Regions from separate parts of the Homo sapiens genome. Here region 1 is linked to region 2. The links are chromatin contacts, found by Hi-C or POLR2A ChIA-PET in ENCODE. All regions are on one chromosome and are shown on one strand. The core of a region is the stretch at or near the end of the contact, and the rest is flanking DNA. Distances in the headings are between cores, read along the strand shown.

Region 1 (6,313 bases), core at 3,313-5,812, 36 kb after region 2:
TTAACCTCACAACCTGTGAGTTGCCGCCCTTCATCTTCACGGTTGTATCCTCATTCTTTCCTAGGACACTGGGGTTGGGAAATCAAGCATCGTGTGTCGATTTGTCCAGGATCACTTTGACCACAACATCAGCCCTACTATTGGGTAAGTTCCTGTATGTCATTCTCCTTCGCGTTGCTTCCTTTCACGGCATCAGAATGACCACTCTGTCTGTGCCTGAGCCTTCAGGCAGGGCCACAGTTTTCATCCCAGCCAGTGAGAATCAATCCCAGCTGTAGACCGACAGAAATTCAGGGACTTCTGAGTATGTGTCCAGGCTTACTGTCCCTGTCGGTCATTTTTTTTTTCCTAGTCAGCCTTCCTCATGCTACCTCCTAAGGTCATTTCCTTGATCTCTGAGAGCATTATTCTGCAAATCTTGGCGTTATTTCCAGTTGGAAGACGATATGCAGAGCAAACCCCTGATAGTTCTGCTTTAAGTTGCCTGCTAATAAACCCTGAAAATGCCATCCACCCGTACCTCAGCACTGTCTGCAAAGTCTGTGGAGCAGATTGACTTTCCTTTTCTGGAATTATCTTTTTTTTTACTTCTTGAGACTGAGTGTTGCTCTGTCACGTTGCCCAGGCTGGAGTGCAGTGGGGTGATCTTGGCTCACTGCAACCTCCACCTCCAGGGTGGATTCTCCTGCCTCAGCCTCCTGAGTAGCTGGGATTACAGGTGCGCACCACCATGCCTGGCTATTTTTTTGTATTTTTAGTAGAGATGGGGTTTCACCATGTTGGTCAGGCTGGTCTTGAACTTCTGACTGAAAGCAGTCCACCTGCCTCAGCTTCCCAAAGTGTTGAGATTACAGGCATGGGTCACTGCGCCCAGCCCCTTTTCTGGAATTATCTAATGCCAGCATTTCCACTGTCATGTGTGGGGAGGGGTGGAAGTGCATTGTTAAATTCTCCTGAGCTTGGGATGCAAAATTGTTTTCCTGTTCATCTCCCCTTTCCAGTGGGCTCCTTGGCCGCGTGTGCTTTGGCTCTGCTGTTCGGGAAGTGCCTGCTTTTTCATTCTTAGAACGTGGCCTCTGCTTATTTTTCACCCTGAAGATATCAAGTCTTTGTAGGCAATGTATGTCTTTGTCTGTATGTTTTGGGAAACCTGTAGGATTGTTGAGAATGGGAGAGTGTATCAGAAGTGGAGAAAAATCATGGCAGGGAATAAATAGATGCTCAAGAGTACTTGGCTGATAGGCCAGTAGTTGGAACTGTGTAGCTGAGAAAACCCACATTTTGTAGATTAAAAATGACTTAAAGAAACATACTCATGAAAATATCAAGAATTAGGAAAGGTCTGAGATTTTACCCTAATTGCAGCCTGCAACTTGTTAACAAGTTAGCAGTTGTGACTTGTTAGCCTGACTCAGTTTCAGGGATGCTGGCAGAAGACAGAAGACCCCCGAGTCACAGACAGAGGCAATAGCAATAGCCAGAGTATTCACAAAATAGGGTGACATTAGAGTCAGACACCTCACATGCAGGGGGCTGTGTTACGGGAGCGGAACCCCAAGCTGAGGGAACGCAAGTCTTCTACATGGGGCAGTGAGCACATCTGTCCTCAGCTACAGAGAGAGACTCTCCCCTCCAAGGATGCTTGCTGTGCAGGTTGAGCATCCCTAATCCAAAAACCTGAAATCCAGAATGCTCCCAAATCTGAAACTTTTGAGTGCCAACATGACGCTCAAAGGTAATACTCAAAATGCTCATTGGGATATTTCAGATTTTGGAATTTCAGCTTTGGGATGCTCAACTGGGTAAGTATAATGCAATTATTGCAAAATTTAAAAAAATATATATCCACCGGAAGCGGTGGTTCACGCCTGTAATTCTAGCTCTTTGGGAGGCCTAGGTGGGCAGATCACATGAGGTCAGGAGTTCAAGACCAGCCTGGCCAACACGGTGAAACCCCTCTCTACTAAAAATACAAAAATTAACCAGATGTGGTGGCACGCGCCTATAGTCCCAGCTACTCGGAAGGCTGAGGCAAGAGAAGGTGGTGGTTGCAGTGAGCTGAGATTGTATCACTGCACTCCAGCCTGGGCAACAGAGCGAGACTTCATCTCAAATAAGTAAATAGATAAATAAATAAATCCAAAATTCAAAATAATTCTGGTACCAAACATTTTGGATAAGGGATACTCAACATGTACAAGCATCCTTGAAAACACAATCCGGAAAAAAGTGTTTACTTGCAAGATGTGCACGTTGTGAGAGACCATAAAGAATTGTCTCCCAACATAGGCGCGCTTGTATGATAGGTATACTTTTTATGGAAGAAATTGGTTTCACTCTGCTCTGAATGTACTTTTTTCTCTCTCTCTCTTATTTTTCACTTTGTGTGTGTGTGTATGTGTTTTAATAATAAAAAGCAGAACTGATAAGAGTGATTAACTGTGAAGTATGGTTCCAGAAGATGGAGGAGAGATTTGTGCCTTCTACTTTCTAAACTTTTGTTTAAAAATTTTTTTAAAATAAAATCTTTTTGTAATGACCTTTTTTTTTTTTTTTTTTGAGACGGCGTCTTGCTCTGTCGCCCATGCTAGAGTGCAATGGTGTGATCTTGGCTCACTGCAACCTCCGCCTCCCGGGTTCAAGCGATTCTCCTGCCTCAGCCTCCTGAGTAGCTGGGATTACAGGTGCCCGCCACCATGCCCAGCTAATTTTTATACTTTTAATAGAGATGGGGTTTCACCATGTTGGCCAGGATGGTCTCAATCTCTTGACCTTGTGATCTGCCCACCTCAGCCTCCCAAAGTGCTGGGATTACAGGCGTGAGCCACTGCACCCGGCCTGTAATGACCTTTTTTAAAGTAAAAAGACAGTGCATACTCATACCACAAATTATGGGCAGTACATAAAAATGACAAGCGTAAGTGTTAAGCATAGGTATAGGCATCGTAAATAGGGTAGTTACGTAATTTTGGTCACAATCTCTTGGTCAAAGAAAGTTGCTGTGCCAGCCCAGATTAAAGGGGGAGACACAGGCTGCCTTGTGGTGGCAGGAGCCGTGTGTGCATGGAGGGAGGGTCGGGGATGGATTGCTGCTACCATTTTGGAAACAAACACAGTTGACAGTGTTTTGTCTAGTAAATGCATTTCGGTGGTTTGGAGTTTTAAAAAACTTATGTATTACAATTGACCCTTGAACAACTCGGGGATTAAGGGTGCTGAGCCCCGAGTGGTTGAAAAACCACCTATAACTTTTTGTTTTTTTGAGACGGTACTTGGCTCAAAAGTCTTGCTCTGTCACCTAGGCTGGAGTGCAGTGGCAAGGTCTCAGCTCACTGCAACCTCCGCCTCCTGAGTTCAAGCGATTCTCCTGCCTCAGCCTCCCAAGTAGCTGGGATTACAGTTGCACGCCACCATGCCCAGCTAATTTTTGTATTTTTAGTAGGAACGGGGTTTCACCATGTTGGCCAGGCTGGTCTTGAACTCCTGACCTCAGGTGATCCACCCCCCTTGGCCTCCCAAAGTGCTGGGATTATAGGCGTGAGCCACTGTGCCCAGCCACACATATAACTTTTGACTCCCTCAGAATTTACCTGCTAATACCTGACCATTGACCTGAAGCCTTATGGAGAACATAGTCAATTCACAAATATTTTGTAAGTGATGTGTATTATATACTGTATTCTTACAATAAAGTAAGCTAGATAAAAGAAAATATTACTAAGAAAATCATAAGGAAGCGAAAATATATTTACTATTCATTAAGTGGAAATGGACCATCATAAAGGTCTTCATCCTCATTGTCTTCACATTGAGTAGGCTGAGGAGGAGCAGGAAGAGGAGGGGTTGGTTTTGCTGTCTTGAGCGTGGGAGAGGCAGAAGGGATCGAATTAGAAGTGGGCCCATGACATTCAAACCCATGTTCAAGGGTCAACGGTCTATGGAAACTCTCTGCACTTTCTTCTCAGTTTTTCCTGTAAACTAAAAGTGCTCTAAAAAACTGTTATTAGTTTAAAAATTATGTCTTAGTTTTTAAAATTATGAAAAAATTTATACTATGTAGAAATATATAAAATAAAAAGTGAAGTCAGAGGATTTTGCTAGCTCTTCAATCCCGTATTCTTCAATTTACATAACCAATATTTAGAGTCCAAAGTGCATGTTAAACATATTTCTTATAAGTACTTTCTGTGGACATGCAGGTATACAAGCTAAAAATGAAAACGTATCACACTTTACCTAACAAGCCACAACATACATTCCCAGTCCACTTAGGTCCTCCTTATTCTTTTTCACTGCTGGTTGCCAGCCTCTGGGAAACTGAGTCAGGCTGCCAAGTGATGACTGTTAACTTGTTATTAAGTTGCAGGCTGCAATTAGGGTATAATACAAGTATGCCCCGTGCAATATTTGGGACATGTGTATACTAAAAATTTATTAGTTCTTTATCTGAAATTCAAATTGAACTGGCATCCTGTATTTGTGTTTGCTGAAGGTCACAACCCTTACCTCACCCCTCCTTTGGGCTTAAGCCAAGCTGGTTGGGTTTCCGAGTCTTGCAACCAAAGGGACCTCAATAGAAGCAGGCAGTTGTGCAATAGGGCTTACACAGGTGACTCAACTTTAATTGTGACACAGACAAGATTAAAGTCTAATTGTTTTGATTATAAAAGTTCATGTTCGACTGGGCGTGGTGGCTCCTGCCTATAATCCCAGCACTGTGGGAGGCTGAGGCAGGTGGAACATTTGAGCCCAGGAGTTTGAGACTAGCCTGGGCAACAGGGCGAAACTTGGTCTCTACAAAAAAATACAAAAATTAACTGGGTGTAGTGGCATGTGCCTGGAGTCCTAGCTACTTGGGAGGCTGAGGTAGGAGGATCACCTGAGACCTGGAGGTTGAGGCTGCAGTGAGCCATGATTGTGCCACTCTACTCCAGCCAGGGCAACAGAGTGAAATACTGTTCCAAAAAAAAAAAAAAAAGTTCATGTTCACTCTAAAAAAAACCCAAAGAACACAGAATTCATGAAACTAGGAATCTTAGTGTACATACAGTTTTTTTTTACTCTGTGTTTTCTACTTAATATATTTTGAACATTTTTTACAGTGTCACATAATCTTCAAAAACATGTTGAAAGTATTTTTTCTGATTATAAAAGTATTATATACTCATCATAAACAACTGAAAATGAAAAAAACATGAGGAAAAATATTTTAAAAACCCATAATCTACCTCTTAGAGGTAATTACTGTAAACATTTTGTTATTTTCTTCCAGCCCTTTTCTTGTATAAGTGTGTGTATGCGTTATTTATTCAACATCATTTTGTGAATTTCATGCCATTAAATAGTCTTTAAAAACAATTTTTAATGGTTGTATTTTTCACTTCAGGCATTTAGGTTGTTTAAACACTTTTGTACTTTTATAAATAATGTTATGAGGCTAGACACGGTGGCTCACGCCTGTAATCCCAGCACTTTGGGAGGCCAAGGCAAATGGATCACCTGAAGTCGGGAGTTCAAGACCAGCCTGGCCAACATGGTGAAACCCCATCTCTACTAAAAATGCAAAATTAGCCAGGCATGGTGGTGCACGCCTGTAATCCCAGCTACCTTGGGAGGCTGAGGTAGGAGAATCGCTCGAACCCGGGAGGCAAAGGTTGCAGTGAGACGAGATTGTGCCACTGCACTCTAGCCTGGGTGACAGACAGAGTGAGACTCTTGTCTCAAAAAACAAAACAAAACAGAACAAAACAAAACATAAATAAATAATGTTATGATGTACCTCGTTGGGCATAGATACCCATGTATACTGCTGATTATTTCTTTAGGTTAAACTCTTAGCAATGGAATAATTTAGTCCAAGAATAAAAATCTATTTAAGGCTCTCAATGGATATTACCAAATTGTTTTTCGGAAAGGTTATCTCTGTACCAGCTTTAGGTATTTTTTTTTGTACAATTTTTAACTTTATAAAATTGTAAAAGTTTGTATGATTTTGAATTCTATTCTTTTCCTCTAACTTCAAATGTTCGCATTTTCTCGTAGCTTAATGTTTCTTTGTTAAAACAATTTTACATGATGGCAGCATGGTATTGTGTGCTGTTCTTTTTTCTTTTTTTTTATTTGAGACAGAGTCTTCTCTGTTGCCCATGCTGGAGCACAGTGACGCGATCTTGGCTCACTGCAACCTTTACCTCCCAGGTTCAAGCAATTCTCATGCCTCAGCCTCCCAAGTAGCTGGGATTACAGGCACTCGCCTCCACGCCTGGCTGATGTATTTTTAGTAGAGACAGGGTTTCACCATGTTGGCCAGGCT
Region 2 (6,770 bases), core at 4,271-6,770:
CACTGCAAGACCGGTGTGGCAGACAGACCCCCTGGCGAGGAGCTAACTGTGGGGTGGGTGGTGGGATATTGTGAAATGTGTATTTGGTCTTCATCCCTGTTTCCTAAAACCCTTAGAATCTCTGGAGCAAAGAGTATTTTTTGCCTGCTCATGATGGACTGATAGCTGGCAGCCCCCAGGTAGCTTTAGGATGGGGCTGGTCACAGGAAAGACCAAGGCAAGATGGGAGGGTTGGGACTTTTAGCCCCACCACCAATCTCCAGGGAAGGGACCTCCAGGGAAGGGAAGGGGCGGAAGGTTGAGTTGATCACCAGTGGCCATTGGTTTAATCAGGCATGCCTACGTCATGAAGTTTCCATAAAAACCCAAAAGGGTGAGTTTGGAGAGCTTCTGGATAGCTGAACATGTGGAGGCTCCTGGAGGGCGGCGCAGGGGCACACTGGGGAGGGCATGGAAGTCCCACACCCCTTCCCACATGCCTTGCCCTACAAGTCTCTTCATCTGCATCCTGTGTAACATCCTTTATAATAAACTGGTGAATGTCAGTAAGTGTTTCCCGGGGTTCTGTGAGCCACTCTAGCAAATTAATCAAACCTGAGGAAGTGGTCATGGGAACCCTGATTTGCAGCCCATCAATCAGAAGCACAGGACACCTTCCTCCTTGTGCTAGGCCTCTGGAGTAGGAGGAGGCAGCCTTGTAGGACTCAGCCTCCCGCTGTGGGATCTGACATTATCTCCAGGTAGGTAGCTTCACAATTGAGTTGAACTAGAGAACACTCAGAGAACTAGAGAACGCTGGTGTCCGCTGAAGAATCAGTGGCTTGCTTGGTGTGTGGGGAAAACCTCCTGTACATTTGGTCACAGAAGCATTTTGTGTTGTGAGAGTAGACTAGGAGAAAAAACATTTTGTTTTTCTACTCAGGTGGCATGTTCCAAATAAAAACACTGGAAAGAATATGAGTTTAAAGAAATGGATTGTAATGCATGATATAGTTGCATACTATATAAATACATCTCGTAAATTTGGATTTCATTGCCTTAGAATTTCTAAGAATTTGGCCAGGCACGGTGGCTTACGCCCGTAATCCCAGCACTTTGGGAGGCCAAGGCAGGCGGATCATGAGGTCAGGAGATCGAGACCATCCTGACTAACACGGTGAAACTCCGTCTCTACTAAAAATAAAAAATTAGCTGGGTGTGGTGGCGAGCACCTGTAGTCCCAGCTACTCAGGAGGCTGAGGCAGGAGAATGGCGTGAACCTGGGAGGCAGAGCTTGCAGTGGGCCGAGATTGTGCCACTGCACTCCAGTCTTGGCAACAGAGGGAGACTCTGTCTCAAAAAAAAGAATTTGTAAGAATTCAGACTCAGGGTGCAGGATGAATTTACTGCTTAGGAAGATGTAATGTGCTAAAAAAAAAAAAAAAGTAAACAAACTATCTGGATGATTCTTAGCCTATGGAGAGTAAAGCACAGGTTTTTAAGTTTCTTAGATACACTGTATTGATGAGGATACAGACTAAGCTGCTGAAACAGGAGATCCCAGATTATAGTGACTTCAGCTTTTTCAGTCCTCCTGGTGGCTGGTTCAGGGCTTGTTTGGTGGCTTGTGGGGTCATCACATTGTATACTCTCCTGTCCTGTGTGCCAGCACCTGGTCACATGGCCACCCCTGACTGCAAGGAAGATGGGAAAATGTCATCGTTAGCTGGGTAACCAGGGGCCCAGCTAAAACTCAGGGTTCTTTTTCTAATAGTTGAAAGGGAGAGTGAGTATCACAGAGCCCCAGCAGTTTCTCTCCTAAGCATCTTTTATTTTCCAATGAGGACACTGCCAGGCCAGTTGTGTCTTCCTTGGCTAGAGCTTTGATCTGCAAACTTGGAGCTGATTCTGACCTCAGACCCTGGGGTGACGAGAGGAGCTCTATGATTCTAGTTAGACCAGCCTAATGGATGAATCCTGACTCCCTCACTTGCTGTTTGTGTGGCCTTCAGTTCGGCTGTTGAGCCTCTCTGACATTCCGATTCACTGGTAATGATAACTGTCTCACAAAGTCATTGTAACAAGTATTTTGAGAACATCCAGGATAATGCCAGTCATATGATGAGTTTTCAGTAAAAGTTCCTTTGTTCCTTCCTCTATAGGATGAATCATAGAAATCATCTACTTACCTAACGCTTCCAGTGAAACAAGTTAATTTGCTCAGAGCCTGATTTAATTTGCATTATTGCATCAGGATGACACCTCTTTACAGTAAAGTTATTTATACTTCTCCAAATGCAAAATTTAAAATTATTTTGGCTGGACGTGGTGGCTCTCGCCTGTAATCCCAGCACTTTGGGAGGCCGAGGAAGGTGGATCACTTGAGGTCAGGAGTTCGAGACCAGCCTGGCAACATGGTGAAACCCTGTCTCTACTAAAAATGCAAAAATTAGCTGGGCGTGGTGGCGCACACCTGTAATCCCAGCTACTCAGGAGGCTGAGGCAGGAGAATTGCTTGAATCTGGGAGGTGGAGGTTGCAGTGAGCCAAGATTGCACCACTGCACTCCAGCCTGGGCAACAGAGTAAGACTCTGTCTCAAAAAAAAAAATTCTTTTGGTGGGTTAATGTTACCCAGAAGCAGATCATACTGTGCTCACACATCTTCTGTCCACATCATACCAATGCTAGAATAAAGGGGGTAAACAGAAAAACAGGTTTTCTTGGGAAATGACATATGGAAGTTGCTGCACAGGGGTCTCTAATGGCAGAGGTGCCTCCAGGGGGCTTTGATATGTCAGCAGTAGCAGCGCACACTGCAATGCCTTCCTTGCTTGTAGTAAGTGGCCTCTGGGTTCTTAAAACAAGACCCTATTGTGTAAGATGCTGGACTTGGGAAAACCCCTGGCAGGGGCTGCATTGAGGCTGGTGACTCCTGTTGGGGCATTGTGTGCTGCATAGTGTAATAGGCAGCCACTCTAGGCCCAGCATGGTGGCTCACGCCTGTAATCCCAGCACTTTGGAAGGCCGAGGTGGGCGGATCACTTGAGGTCAGGAGTTCGAGACCAGCCCGGCCAACATGGTGAAACTCCGTCTCCACTAAAAGCACAAAAATTAGCCAGGTGTGGTGGCGGGCACCTATAATCCCAGCTACTAGGGAGGCTGAGGCAGGAGAATTGCTTGAACCTGGTGGGGCAGAGGTTGCAGTGAGCCGAGATAACGCTACTGCACTCCAGCCTGGGCAACAGAGTAAAACTCCGTCTCAAAAAAAAAAAAAAAAAAAAAAAAAAAGGCAGCTGCTCTGGGCACCCCTGGATTGTGGCAAACTTCAGAATTGGGTGTCAGTGCTAAGTGACCAAGACAATACCACCGTGGATGGATCACAAGGGCTGGAGTTGCAGAGTCAGAGCTGATGGAGCTTTCCTGCCAGCCACGCACCATCTGTCCAGTGGGAAGTCCTTTCTGTGCTGGGAGGAAGGGGCCAGCAGGACCACTTGTCCTGCGCCAGTGCCAGCCTCTCTCAGCCTGTGTGCAGCACGTACATGTCCATGGCAGCCCTCGGCTGGATCTCAGGGCTGTGGGCAGGGGTGGAGGCCACTGCTAGGCTGTCCTGCTGCTCCAGCAGCCCCCTCAGGGGCCGTTGACTTTTCACAGGAACCCAGGCCTGCCATTGAGGGTGGAGATTTCATTTGGAAATGCTCGCCTCACTTCCCATGCGGTTCCTCTGTCTGCTTTATGAGCGGGACATACCCCTCATCCACTGCCTCATCCAGGTTTCCTGGTGTGGCAGGGTCCCCAGGGACCCAGAGGGAGCCAGGAAATGTGAGTCAGTGGCTTCCCAAAGTGGCTGCCTGGCCTGTGGTGTCATAGGGCTGCTGCTGTCTGCCCTTTGTCCTGTCTCACGCTGTCCCCAGCCCTCCCAGCACTGGCCGTTGAGAAGACAGAGTTGAGTTGACTGTCACTGTTGTCTTGGGGAAGACCACCCGGCAAAGCACTGGCAGGGCTCGAAGTGGGAAGGCAAGGTCAGACTGGATTGAGAGTTGCAACTGTGATTGAAGGCGGTCTTTCAAAGCAGGCTCTTGGTGAGGGTTGGGTAAGAATCGCGATATTGCAGCGCAGAGTTGGTGGAAACAGCAAGCAAGGGTTTCGAGGACTTCAAAGACTCCTAGGGGCAAACTTCTACTGCTTCCTACTGAAGAGTGGATGGGCCTTCAGGGAAGTTCCTGGCAGGAACAGTCCTCCCATTTGTCTGGGCGGATGGTCCGGAAGAGCAAAGACATGCTAATGAGACAGAGGAATAGCAAGTCCCCTTCAAGCCGACAGGAAGGGGCCTCAGTTCTCAGCGCCAGCCTGAGTGTGGGGGCTGCTTGGCTCGGCCTGTTTCCACGCTAGGGACGTTCTACGTGTTTTCTTCTTCATGGCTTTTTGTTTTCTAATAAAAGATGTTTCTATTCATAAATGTTGTAGATGAGGATAATGTCTATTTGTTTTATTTTGGAGGGGCAGGGTTGGGGAAGGCTGAGGAAGGGGGCTGTCTGATTGCTGGCTCATGCCCAATTACAGTTTATTTCCTCCCTGAGTGCCCTCTTTGATGTGGGAAGGAAAGGGAATGAAATCCTTCTCTTTTACTCATGAGCAGTGCAGACGCCTTCTCCGGACAGTTTGGCTTGACCTGTGCAGAGTGCTTTTTCCCCAGCGAAATGGAACAGGAAAGCTCACGGCAGCAAGTGGCAGAGGGGTGGAGCCACAACTTGGCTCTTTTTCCTTCTTCTTTTCCTTCTTCTTCTTTTTAAAAAAAATCCAGTCCACTAAAGCACGAATGTTTTTCAAAGTCGCAAATGAAATACAGTAGGATTTTAAAAAACCAAAGCTGTCTTTCAACATGTTGATGTTCTCGGACTGTAGCAAACATGGTTTGGACTTGTCCATTTAGAAAGCAGTGTAAACAGGCTCTGAAATGCCATTGTACCAAGGGAAATGAGGACATGCGGCAAAGCTTTAAGAATTCAGCCCCTAGACCTGCTTTTGACTGAAATAGTTTTGCTTGAAATAATTTATTTTCCTTGAATTTTTTGATTTTTATTTCTTCAGTTCTGTCTGGTCACCTTCCCTGTATAGGCATGACCAGCACCTGAGGAAGAATGATTAACACATGTACAAATAACTTAAATGTACTCGAAAGCTATAAAACAATATGTGTGTTACTGAAAATAAACAGATAGTGTAATACCTGGATTATAAACATCTTGATCCCTTGAAAATAAAGTATTGCCTTAATTCAAATAATAATACCTCAATGTTTATATAGTGCCTATCTGAAAAGTATTTAAAGTTACTGTTATTTTCTAGATTTCCTGGCGGGTTGATTCACTGGAGGGCTAGTTGGTTAGGGAGGTAGCACCTGAGCTGCCACCCTCTCACAGCTCCCAGATGGACATGGAGTTGGGCGCTGGGTGGGTTTGGGAAAGCTCCTGGGTCCGGCCCTCCCGGATATGCTTCCTGCCCCAGGGCTTCAGGGGATCTGCGTTCTCAGGCCACATGCAAAACCAGTTGTTAATCATCCCTGACACACTCTGAGTCACCACCACCCTCTGGGAAGCCACAGGGAGACCTTGGCTGAAGCCACCGCAGCACCATGTTTCGCCATCTTGCAGCCAAGTCTGTTTATTTGTCTGCCTTTGGCACCTCCAGGACCTCTGTCTTTTGATTGTTGGTCTCAGTTTGCAGACAGATCTAACTGTGGACTCCCGGGTGCGGTCTGTGCCTGTTGGGAAGATGGGCAGCTGACTCACTTCACTGTCATCCCCTCACCCATCTTCTGTGGTCCCAGGCTCCACTTACCTCCTCTATATGACCCTGTAGGCGCAGTGGGTGCTTTAATCATGGGGCACAGTGGGTGCATTAATCTTTCCTCATTTTAGTTTGCATTTTTATTTAGCGGTGGAGTTGCCTCCATGAATTTCTGTTCTCATCCACACCTTTAGTTTTTCTCTTTTTATTTTCCATGTCATAGTAGGAGGAAATTTGGAATTAGCAGAAAACATTACTGAGTATTTCCAGTGGAAAACTATGCATTGTGTAGAGCATACCCTTCCAAGGTATCTGATTGTAGCCTTTGATCCATTTCATACCTCCGTAAGTTGTAGGTAATTGGTAGCAATGCAAAATAACTATTGCCTGTAGACATGCAAAAATGTCTGTTAGCATGGCTAAAATGACCCCCTCCAAGCCGTAGGAAAAGCAAAGTTCGTATTTGTAAATTCATTTCAACATTCCTTTACTCCATATATACTTATGCTTCTCTGACTTCTCCTTTTAACTGGTTGTAACATCTTATTAATTCCCTAATTAATGGTGAAGTCAATAAAATCTTTGACATGTTCATTTTGTATCTGTATGAGAGTTGATTTTACCTTTGATTATTATTTTTAACGTAATATTTTATGGTCCCTATTAAAAATAACAAAGGCACCGTGCTTCCTGGTTAACCAGTGACAAGAATGGGCCCTAACAAGAGGAACTTGGATGCAAAAAGCAGAATGAATTAATCCTGAGGGCTTAAGACATTGGAAGTTTTTCTCTTAATATTGTAAAAATGTGTAGACTCATAAACAACCAATAGTCAAAGAAGAAATTACAATGGAAATTGGAAATTACCTTGAGATGAATGAAGACAAAAGCACAACATTCCAAAACTTCAGAGCAGTGCTCAGAGGGAAACTTATAGCCATAAACACCTACATTAAAAAAAGAGAAAGACTTCAAATCAATAACCCAATTTTACAACATAGGG

The links. A loop is a pair of places that touch in the nucleus more often than their neighbours do. ChIA-PET counts read pairs that join two places held with the same protein, here RNA polymerase II (POLR2A). Pooled maps may share reads with other maps.
Region 1: a map of CD14-positive monocyte shows a loop between it and region 2 (2.9-fold over the local background). The contact joins two enhancer-like sites. A Hi-C loop is called at or near these places in 2 of 168 maps with a recorded cell type or tissue (CD14-positive monocyte and IMR-90) and 2 of 50 pooled maps. POLR2A ChIA-PET finds 5 or more read pairs at or near these places in 4 of 52 experiments (AG04449, AG04450, H1 and 1 more).

Annotation. Positions count from the first base shown.
Region 1 is chr18:9,775,214-9,781,526 of GRCh38, forward strand. It overlaps RAB31 (RAB31, member RAS oncogene family), which reads left to right. Exons shown (of 7, transcript NM_006868.4): 2 at 65-144. Among named protein-coding and RNA genes, the nearest start is that of RAB31, 70 kb to the left of the region's middle. Within about 2 kb of position 4,563, at least 2 of the 41 ENCODE cell types and tissues checked have a DNase peak (open chromatin) inside an H3K27ac peak, as active enhancers do; they include CD14-positive monocyte, where a contact is called at or near this core.
Region 2 is chr18:9,738,136-9,744,905 of GRCh38, forward strand. The region is part of intron 1 of RAB31 (RAB31, member RAS oncogene family); the gene reads left to right. Among named protein-coding and RNA genes, the nearest start is that of RAB31, 33 kb to the left of the region's middle. RefSeq lists an enhancer at 5,397-5,691. Within about 2 kb of position 5,521, at least 16 of the 41 ENCODE cell types and tissues checked have a DNase peak (open chromatin) inside an H3K27ac peak, as active enhancers do; they include CD14-positive monocyte, where a contact is called at or near this core.